Linked DNA regions of Homo sapiens: region 2 is linked to region 1. A link is a contact called in ENCODE Hi-C or POLR2A ChIA-PET data. All regions are on one chromosome and are shown on one strand. Each heading gives the region's core, a stretch centred on a gene start or an enhancer-like site at or near the end of the contact. The rest is flanking DNA. Distances are from core to core; before and after follow the strand shown. Region 1 overlaps MARCHF8 (membrane associated ring-CH-type finger 8). Region 2 holds the start of TIMM23 (translocase of inner mitochondrial membrane 23).

Region 1 (4,917 bases), core at 800-3,299:
TTCTGAACTTCCCATAATCAACTGATTCTTTGTTGTTGTTGTTGTTTTTTAAGAGATGGAGTCTTGCTATGTTGCCCAGGCTGGAGTGCAGTGGCTATTCACAGGTGTGATCATGGCACACTACAGCCTTGAACTCCTGAGCCTCAGCAATCCTCCATCCCTCAGCCTCAAGTATCTGGGGACCACAAGCCTGCACCACTGACCAATGGATTCACAACTCATCCAATGTTGCTCAGTCAAAGAAGAGTGGAAGACAGTGTCCAGCTACTTCCTGCTTTTATAGGATGTAGTTTGCGGAGATTCTCATGCTCCAGAATATGAACTCTCCTGACTGGGTTTCAAAAACTACCACCACAGCAAAAGAAATGCCAAAAAGGAGGCTAGTGCCTCCTAACTGATGTCCCTCCTCCGGAAACCCAGACGTTTTTGGCTAACTGGAAAATCCTCTGACCCCAGGACTCCTGTGAGCTATCCCGGCCCCCATGCTGAGCTTGCTCCAGCCTGAGAACTCACCTGTTGCCTGCCCCTGCTTGATCTCCTCAGCAGTACGGTCAATGAGCACATACAAGGACCAGACCACACATGTGATGGCAATGACGTGGAATGTCACTGAGCACATGATCTTCCTGCGCTCGCTGGACGTCATCTGCAACTTCTCCCACTAGAAAGACAACACAGAGTGTGAGGCTCAGGCTTCTGGGGAAGGGCTCCGGTGGGGTGAGAGCATTGTAGGTAGGTAAGATTGGCTTTCCACCCCACTTCTCCCTTCCCAAACTAGATGCATTCCCCCAAGTATTGTTCTCCTAAAACCACTTGGCTTCAACCAGGTACCAGGTGCAGCCAACTTTCTATGCAATGAAAAGAAGCCAGGATCAAGATGAATGCAGAACTACCATCAAAAATCCCCTTGTCTGCTTATTCTTGCAAGCAGACATAAGATGGCCTGATAAAGAATTCTATGATTTCAGTCCTAATGAAAACAGTATGTTGGCCCAGGACCCAGGTACTACGTTTTAAGTCTCCCTGATGTGCTGACTGGCATGGACGAGCGGAAGAAGAGGGTTGATGATGCCACAACACACTAGCAGATGGGTCACACTACATTGTGAAGGTGAATGGCAGAAGACGCTCACTCTTTGGTCCTTGCTACTTTGGCAGCAACAGCTCGAAATCGACGCTAAGAGTTCCTGGTACAAGCAGACTCTGCTAGTCCCATCTCCTCTAGGAGCTCATTAATTTACTCCAAATAGCCAGACTTTCTTTTTCATTTACTGGTTTCCGAATCAGGAGAAAACACATAAAGGTAGAGAGAAAGAACAATGTGTAAACACTCTGCACATATCCTTTGCCAACCCTAGTCACAGCCTCTTTCCAGATGAGTCTATGCAGGGTAGTTGAAAATAGAGCCTCAAGGACTTCCCATGTTGAGAGATTAGCATAGAGTAGGCACCCAATAAATTACAAGGTTTCTACTGGGCAAAACATTTTTTTAAGCAGTTTGCACAAGCCTTCTCTAAATCTGGTTGTTTTCTGCTGGGATTTTATACACTAGCAAGTTCCCTGGTCTTCCTACCTATAATACAGAGTCAGTGCCTCAGTGCCCCATGCTCCCTGCTACTTCCTACAACGCACGTAGCTTGACACCCTGTCAATGTTCACCTTCACCTTTCTAGGGTATGCTTTACTCCACAGACAGCCTGACCTCTCTAAACTCCTTGCACTCTGCCTCCAAATCCTAGTGATCCTTCAAGAACTGCTCTAAAACCCAAACACCCTATGAGGCTACCATCGCTCCACTTCCCCAGCACTCTAGCTCATAATGAGCATTTCCTTTTCTGAATGACTGTTATGCTCTACCAGCACACCATTTAGCATTTAATTGGCTAGTATTTGATTATGTGACTTATCTTGCAATTTATATATTAATGTTCTGAGATAGGAACAGTTTTTTATTCTTCCAGACAAAACCTTTTGTGCTGGGCATCTAGAGAGATATATGAAACAGTCAAAATTTAAACAGGAAGCCAGTGTGGCGGACAAAGCTCCTCTCAGAGGGAGCAGTGACATGGGCCTCCAGACAGCTGCGTGTCATGCAATGCCTGTGGGTCCTTTCTGAAGACAGTTGCACATCACGCAACGTTTGTGCTTCCTTTCTTTTCCCTATCCACCTACTCACACTCCCATCCAGCAAATAGTTATCATGGGTGTATACAAATAAATTTACTGTATGCTACACTGTGCTGGGTGCTGGGGAGATACTAATCTCCAACAGACAGTCCTAATCAGAGAAGCAGGACGTCAACAGTTAATATGTATAAAATTAGGTGCTAAGATATGTCACAAACAGTCTGTAGTCAAAGGCCAGAGGACTGACACCGACAAGCAAGCAGTCTTACTTTGAAGGGAAAAGAAGGATTATGAATGGTCAGAAAGAGCTTCTTCCTGAGAAGAGGGACTTGAAAATCAGCACCAGAAACAACAATCTCTACAATGCAAATGTAAGCACCAGCCCCAGCTTTTTAAGGAAATGAACGCAGGCAAGCCATGACCTCATGATCTGAGACACCAGCTTTCTGGGGGTCACTGGTTTCAGGAAGGGTGAAGCATCCCTTCCTCCCACGTACTTTTCTCAGTGGCTTCAGCTTGGTCTCCATGATGAACTCATACTTGCAGAGCTCGCAGCAGCGCGTGTCGGAGCTCTTGATCCACTGCTGCAGGCAGGCCTGGTGCACGAAGTGGAGGCTTCCTGTGCAGTGGCAGGGGGTGATCAGGGGGCTCTCATCATCTCCTTCACAGTGGCAGATCCTATGGTGGAAGGAAAACCTGTCATTCCAAGGACAGTCCCATGACAGGGAAGCTGACACTTCAGTGGCAGGTTAATCCCCCCAAAGGAAACTCAGAAACGAACATTACAGAAGTGACTATGGGCACAAAAACATACAAACACAAACGAAAACAATCACTACAAACTAAAAATGTCTAGCTTACCGCACCAACATGGAAAGTCTGGAGGGCATTTGGCAACAGAAAGGAAAAAACGATGTAAGAAATGACAAAGCTGTCATTTTTTGGTAAGAAATAAGAACTTCACTGAAAGATGAATTTAAAGCAACATGGAATCATTTTCCAGAACATAAGATGGTAAAATAATTAGAGGGAAAATTTCTATGTAAAACAAAACCTGCATTCCAACATCCAAAAATACCAGTGACCTTAAATGACGTTTGCTTTTTAGCTATAATCACTGACTTTACCTTCATACCCCACAACTACACATTTCTGTCGTCTCTCAGCAAGTAAACAAAGATGACAGTACCTCTCTCCTAGACCTAAAAAACTCACCATTACAAGATGCTGCAATTTCATCTCTTTTTCTTGGGACCACTAATAGCAATAAGTGAGAAATTAATTTGAAAGCACTCTCTATTTCCAAGGAAGTATGCAACAAGGTGTAGCTACTAGCCTGAAGGAACTTAACAGGCTTTTAAGAAACAGAGGGGTCTTTTCCAGCAGCTAGAGAACAGGTTGGGGCACTCGTCCTGGAAGGAGCCAGGCTCTCAGGCTGTTTTAGTGAGGGGATCTCTGATCCAAATGTTAGAAATGATGACAGCTGGCACTAAGGAGCGGAGACTGGAGAAAGGTCAGAATGAGGAGGGCACAAGAGTCATGACAAAAAGTGAATTATGGAGGCCAGACAAGGATGCTGCACAAGGGAAGATAAAGGGGGGAAACAGAGTTAGGATGGGACATAGGTGGCTACACCTCAGTTAAAAAGAAGGAAGGAAGGAGCTACTGGAGAACAGCCAGTCCCCACACACCTTTTGGGGGTAGGTAGGGAGCAAGGGTTAAAAAAGAGGCTGGGAGATGCAACAATGCTTAAAATCTGGACCATCAGGCTGGAAAACTGAAGATACTAGTTTCTTTCTTCCAGTTTCTTTATGCAAAGTCTACTTATTTTTAGTTTAGAAGAGTCAGCTTGGCCTTTAATATGTGTAGCTTCTTCCTCTTTTTTTTTTTGTTTTGTTTTGTTTTTTTTTAGACAGAGTTTCACTCTTGTTGCCCAGGCTGGAGTGCAATGGCGCAATCTTGGCTCACTGCAACCTCCGCCTCCCGGGTTCAAGCAATTCTCCTGCCTCAGCCTCCTGAGTAGCTGGGATTACAGGCGCCCGCCACCACGCCCGGCTAATTTTTGTATTTTTAGTAGAGACGGGGTTTCGCCACGTTGGCCAAGCTGGTCTCAAACTCCTGACCTCAGGTGATCCACCCGCCTCAGCCTCCCAAAGTGCTGGGATTACAGGCGTGAGCCACTGCGCCCAGCCAGCTTCTTCCTCTTTTATCATTTGTAAAACTATCTTGGGACTCACATCATAAAAATTAAGTTTTTCAAACGATATTGATACTCCATTCTTCTGGAGAAAACCATCAACCCACAACTGGTTACAACTTCCTATTACTTCATTTTCCTGAAACTTCACATACTAAAGCAAGAGGAGGTTCCTGATGCGAGCAGAGATGGCTAGAATGGCACTTCCTGGCAAACCAACCTGCAGACATCCCCTGACGTGGACACGGGAGATATGGGGGGTAATTTTTCAGAGAAGGGAGAAGGACAATCCAGGTCGCTGTCCTTTTCCGTGGAGCAGAGGGGCGCCCGCAGAACCCTACTCTTCAGTTTTGCAGATGTGCTGTCCTCAAAGACATCGTCGTCTCCCATCTCGTCAGAGCAGAAGCCCATACTCCCTGCCAGCCCGCTGGAGGACTTGGCAGTGTGCAGGCGAGCAGCGCAGCTCTCCAGCTCATGGAACCTGTGCAGGCTGCTGGCGCTCAAGCCGTGCGAGAGTGAGAACAGGTACTGGAGCAGTTGCCGGCTTCGGGACGTGGCCTCACCATCCGCCTTCTCTTCCAGCAGCAGGCCGG
Region 2 (4,927 bases), core at 2,342-4,841, 510 kb after region 1:
CAAAAGGCACAAAATGCAATAAAATTCACCTGCATGTCAAAGGAACATTCCACTTTCACAAAAAGTCTATAGCAACACATCTGGATAAACCTGCGTCATCACAATGTGAATAACATGCTGAGTTCTGCCAATATGCAGGTTTGCAGATTTTTTTTTTCTTTTTTCAGAAGTGGGGTCTCGCTATGTTGCTCAGGCTGGACGGGAACTCCCGGGCTCAAGTGATCCTCTTGCCTTAGCCTCCCAAGTAGCTGGGACTACAGGTGCATGCCCAGCAAAATTAGCGATTTCAGTCAATACAAGAAATATGTCCAGGAAGATAAAGAATATAAAATTTAAAGATACTGAATAAATATCCATTTCGCTACCCCGCCTACTTGTCCTAAGATAATTATATATAAAAATTTAAATACCAAGTTCCTAAAGGAATCCCAAAAATTCAAACAATGGGCTTTTGATACAAATATAGTCTTTGAACATTCTGTTAATTGGTGTCCTGTGCCAGGTATACAGAAAACATTTAAACATGCGAAATACAGCCCCAAGTATTCATTTGGTACCTCTTCTGCAGAAATCTTAATTAAGATCCAACCAGTGAGGACTGACTGCCCTCACCCCTATTTGCAACTAACTCCTCCTCCTTTACATGCAAATAAGGTTAATGAAACCACAAACTATCCAGTCACAGAAGCTGAAGTACACCTGAACATATACCTGAAGTTCACCTTCAGTTCCCTCTCCCCTATACCAAGTTCTCTGAAATCTACATCCTAAATTTTAAATCCATCCCTTCCTCATACTCTTTAAACACATCGCTTACTAGACAACTGCCATTTGTTTCTTGCAACTAGTCTCCCTGTCTACAGCCTTGACTATCCAGTGTTCTACAAACTACAAATGACCAGTCATTTTTCAATGAAATAACACAGACAATATAAGAATGCATCACACATAGAAAGATTAAGTATTATTTCATGAAACATTTATTTCAGTTATAAATATGGCTTATTTGCCAGGTTACATATATTTCTTACTCTGTGTACTGGATAAAATTTATGCTGTGGGTTGCAGTTAGGAAAGTCCAAAAGCCACTTTTCTAAAATATTAACCAAATGGTATTCCCACGCTTAAAAGCTTTTTAGTGGTTTCTCCATTAACCACAGAATAAGGTTGAAATTCCTTAAAATGGAATTTGAGTTTCTTCATAAGCTCCTGTCTGCCACCCAGCCTCATCAGACACTCCTCTGTCATCTTATGCTCCAGTCTTACCAACTTTTGCATGTCTTATTCCCTCTGCGTGTATAATTCTTTCTCCTCTTGATTTATACAGCAAATCTTCCTCATCCTTCAAGGCCTAGTGCAAGTCTACTTGGTACTGTCCCTAAGTTCGAAGACATCTAAGTGTACACTCTTCACCAGAGAACTGCCCGAGCTCTGCCCAGCCTCTTACACTGTTAATGAATGCATCCTTTTTGAAATGCTCTCCTTTGTCTGACACAACACGAGCCAGGCTTTCCTCCCACCTCTACAGCCGCTTCTCTTCAGTCTACTCTTAAACTTTGGTGTTCCTAAGGCTTCTGCCCTAGGTCACCTTTACTTTCTCTACATGTTTATGTTATCTATGCCCATAGCATCCATTATAATGTTTATGCCATGAACTCCCCAATCTACTTCTCCAGCACAGAAATATTTCTTCTCAAGTATCCCATTCTTTCATGAATCCATCCCCTTCCCTATTGCCAGCATCCAGGCCTAAGCTACAATTATTTCCAACCTAGATTAACTCCTTAACTGAGTCTTGATGCTCCACTTGAGTTCCTTTTCAATCCATTCTTTATTTTCCACACACCAGCCACACAGACTTTTCAACAAATAAATAAGTCTAATCAAGTCACTCCCCTACTAAAAACCCTTGAGTAGCTTATCAATGCCCTTAGAGTTCAAAATCCTTAGCAATGTCTACATATCCAATTTGATCTGACTTTTCTGTACCACCCTGCAGCCTCATCTCTCACACTCTCTTGCGTTCACTCTATATATCAATTGCACTCCTGTTTTTGTTTTGTTTTGTTTTGTTTTGTTTGAGGCGGAGTTTCGCTCTTGTTGCCCAGGCTGGAGTGCAATGGTGCCCTCTCGGCTCACTGCAACCTCCGCCTCCCGGATGCCAGTGATTCTCCTGCCTCACCTGCCTCAGCCTCCGGAGTAGCTGGGATTACAGTTGCCCGCCACCACGCTAGGCTAATTTTTTGTGTTTTTAGCAGAGACGGGGTTTCACCATATTGGTAAGGCTGGTCTTGAGCTCCTGACCTCAGGTGATCCACCCGCCCCGGCCTTCCAAAGCGCAGGGATTACAGGCAAAACCACCGCGCCCGGCCTCCATTGCACTCCTGAAACACTTCTTACTTCCTCTTCATCTAACTCCTACTCATTCTACAGTCCTCAGAATAAGCATCTCATCTTCTGGAGGACTATTTTCGATTCCATAAATTCAGTTAGGTAAAACAATCTGTCTTTCATCTATCAGAACATCCATTACCTTTTATTATATTAACTTTTGCTATCGTCTATCTCTCCAGATAGATTTTAAGGTATGAAGGCAGAGGCCAAGTTTCTCTCATTCAACACTGTATACCAGGGACGGGTACAATGCCAGCTTAGACTAATAGCTCTGCACCCTGGGACCCAGAATCTGCACAAGTGAAGTTGTTTTCTTCCTATCTAGAGGCTGAAGCGCCCTACTGTTTTACATACACAATTAGATCTCCTTGACGACTAAGGCAATTTCTCAATCAAACCTGAAGAAGCAAACAGGTGGTGGAGTCTCCTGCCATTTTCCGCCCTGTGAGTGACTGCTCATCAGAGTTTCTCACATCAATCGCACTGGGAAAAATGCGGCCCCATTCACCCACTAGTGGCTTTGGTAGCTCAGCAAGTGGACCTCAGAGTGATGATGCACACAAGACCAGAAAGGAGTGACTGGAGTCCCTGAGACCAGAAGGTTCGGGCCGAGGCGAAGGACAAAGATTTTTATTTTCCCACGTACCAAGCGAGGTGGCGCTGCCTCTGTGCTGTCCCGCCTGCCCTGGGACGCAGGCTGGCGAGGACGGTGGGACCCTGAACTGCACGTGAGCGTCCTTGGGGTCGAGGACGCGCCTCTGCCTGCTCGGAAAGCTCCGGGCGTCCGAAGCAGCCGGCGAAGTTGTAGCGGCGCCCCAGCGGGGTCGCTTGGTGCAGGGTTCACAGCCGGGGCCCGCATTCATGCTGGGACCAGCAGCGCACTGTCCCCGGGCCGGCCCCGGGCGGAGAGCCTCATTTCACTAACCTGAGAGAGATGGACTGCGCGTCCTTCTCAGCGCCTGCCTGCACCATTCCCTCTCTGCCGCTGCCTGCTTCTGCAATTGCTGATCCGCCGGCCTCCCAAGTCAGGCCGTAAACACTCGCCTGCTTTCTCTCTTCCACTGGCACCCCACCTGCCTCAATGCGCCGCTTTGATTCGGGATTCGTTCACTTTCCCACCACCGGAAAGCTGCCGTCAGGCGCTTCCAGCTTCCGGGGCGCACATTGCCGCAAAGCGGAAGTGTGGCGCTTAACGGGAACCGGCGCCCGGAAGGTCAGCGTGTGAAGTAGGCGCTGGCAACGCGGGGTTACCCGCTGTTATTGAGGAGTAACGGCCCAGCGGACCACCCAGGCTTGAGGCAGCGGCGGGAACCACTCGGTTTGCTGCGATACCATGGAAGGAGGCGGGGGAAGCGGCAACAAAACCACAGGGGGATTGGCCGGCTTTTTCGGAGCCGGCGGAGCAGGTTACTCGCACGCGGATTTGGCTGGCGTCCCGCGTAAGTATGGGGCCTAGCTTGCGATTATTTCTGACTGGTTTTTGCGTCTACACTAAGTTGCGCGTCCCATGTTTTATGTTGTTGTTTTTTTTTTCCTTGCTGGCATTTACAAGCTTAAGTACCAGTGGTGGGGTTAGTGTATCTGCATGGCTGCTCTTTCAAGATAGAAAGGCCTAAAAAAGGGCCACGGATCTCCTGGGGAAGCTGTCCGTGATTGACCTGGACTCGCGAGATGATGCATGTTTTCTTAGGTTTATATCCAAGCCTCCTACGTTTTGTGTGTGGTGGGCCGTGTGATTGACCCTTGATTAAGAGTAGAGCCGAGCTTTGGGAGTAAATGTATTCCAAATAGCAAGCCCGTAGTTAACTTTTTAGTACACAGCGACATATTCTGAGCCTCCAAGTAGCCGTCAGGGCAGAATATTCAGTAATATTGTTTGTAAGTGAGAAATAAATGACTTGGGACAGGCTAGGAAACCTTCTTTAGGAGCTAGGAAGTAAGCTGAACTTTAAAGGTGATATATAGACATGAAGAAAGAAGCCAGGTAAGAATTATAGAAACGGAAATAGGCAACATCAAGGTATACAGAGGCATAAATATCTTGCCTTTGCCTCTCCTCGGTCTTGTGAAAATGTTTTCCAGAACTTTGGTACTTTGTAACTGTGGTTGTTCAACTAGATAAATACAACTTGGACCTAAAGATAGGCAGTTGGTCGTGGATAAAGCCTTTACGAAAGTACTTTCTTTTTAGAGAATCCTTGTAATATTTCTCTAGGTATTTTATACTAAGGAACAACAACAACGAAATATGTTCAGACTGTAGTGCAAAAAAATATAAAAGACCTTTCATTTCCCTGGTGTCACCTTTGTCAAAAAACTGAATCTACAACACATGGTGTTTTGTTTCGTTTTTTTGTTTGTTTGTTTTTAGAGTCAGGACCTCGTTCTGTCACCCATATTGGGGTGCGGTGGCATGATTATAGTTCACTGAAGCCTCGCACTCCTGAGCTCAAACAATCCTCCCCTCTAAGCCTCCTAAGTAGCTGGGACTCTAGGTACGTACCACCACGCCTGGCTAATTTTTTTTTTTTTT

What was found. A loop is a pair of places that touch in the nucleus more often than their neighbours do. ChIA-PET counts read pairs that join two places held with the same protein, here RNA polymerase II (POLR2A). Pooled maps may share reads with other maps.
Region 2: a loop to region 1 is called in a map with no recorded cell type, with 7 times the contacts of the local background. The contact joins the promoter of TIMM23 here to the enhancer-like site in region 1. A Hi-C loop is called at or near these places in 4 of 37 single-sample maps with no recorded cell type and 9 of 50 pooled maps. POLR2A ChIA-PET finds 5 or more read pairs at or near these places in 1 of 52 experiments (PC-9).

The regions. Positions count from the first base shown.
Region 1 is chr10:45,458,607-45,463,523 of GRCh38, forward strand. It overlaps MARCHF8 (membrane associated ring-CH-type finger 8), which reads right to left. Exons shown (of 8, transcript NM_001282866.2): 5 at 4,545-4,917; 6 at 2,625-2,805; 7 at 514-661. Among named protein-coding and RNA genes, the nearest start is that of MARCHF8, 74 kb to the right of the region's middle. RefSeq lists an enhancer at 4,680-4,917. Within about 2 kb of position 2,050, at least 6 of the 41 ENCODE cell types and tissues checked have a DNase peak (open chromatin) inside an H3K27ac peak, as active enhancers do.
Region 2 is chr10:45,968,898-45,973,824 of GRCh38, forward strand. TIMM23 (translocase of inner mitochondrial membrane 23) reads left to right here and starts at 3,592. Exons shown (of 7, transcript NM_006327.4): 1 at 3,592-3,833. The coding sequence starts at 3,728. It also overlaps the pseudogene PARGP1-AGAP4 and the pseudogene PARGP1. RefSeq lists enhancers at 3,076-3,766, 3,283-3,412.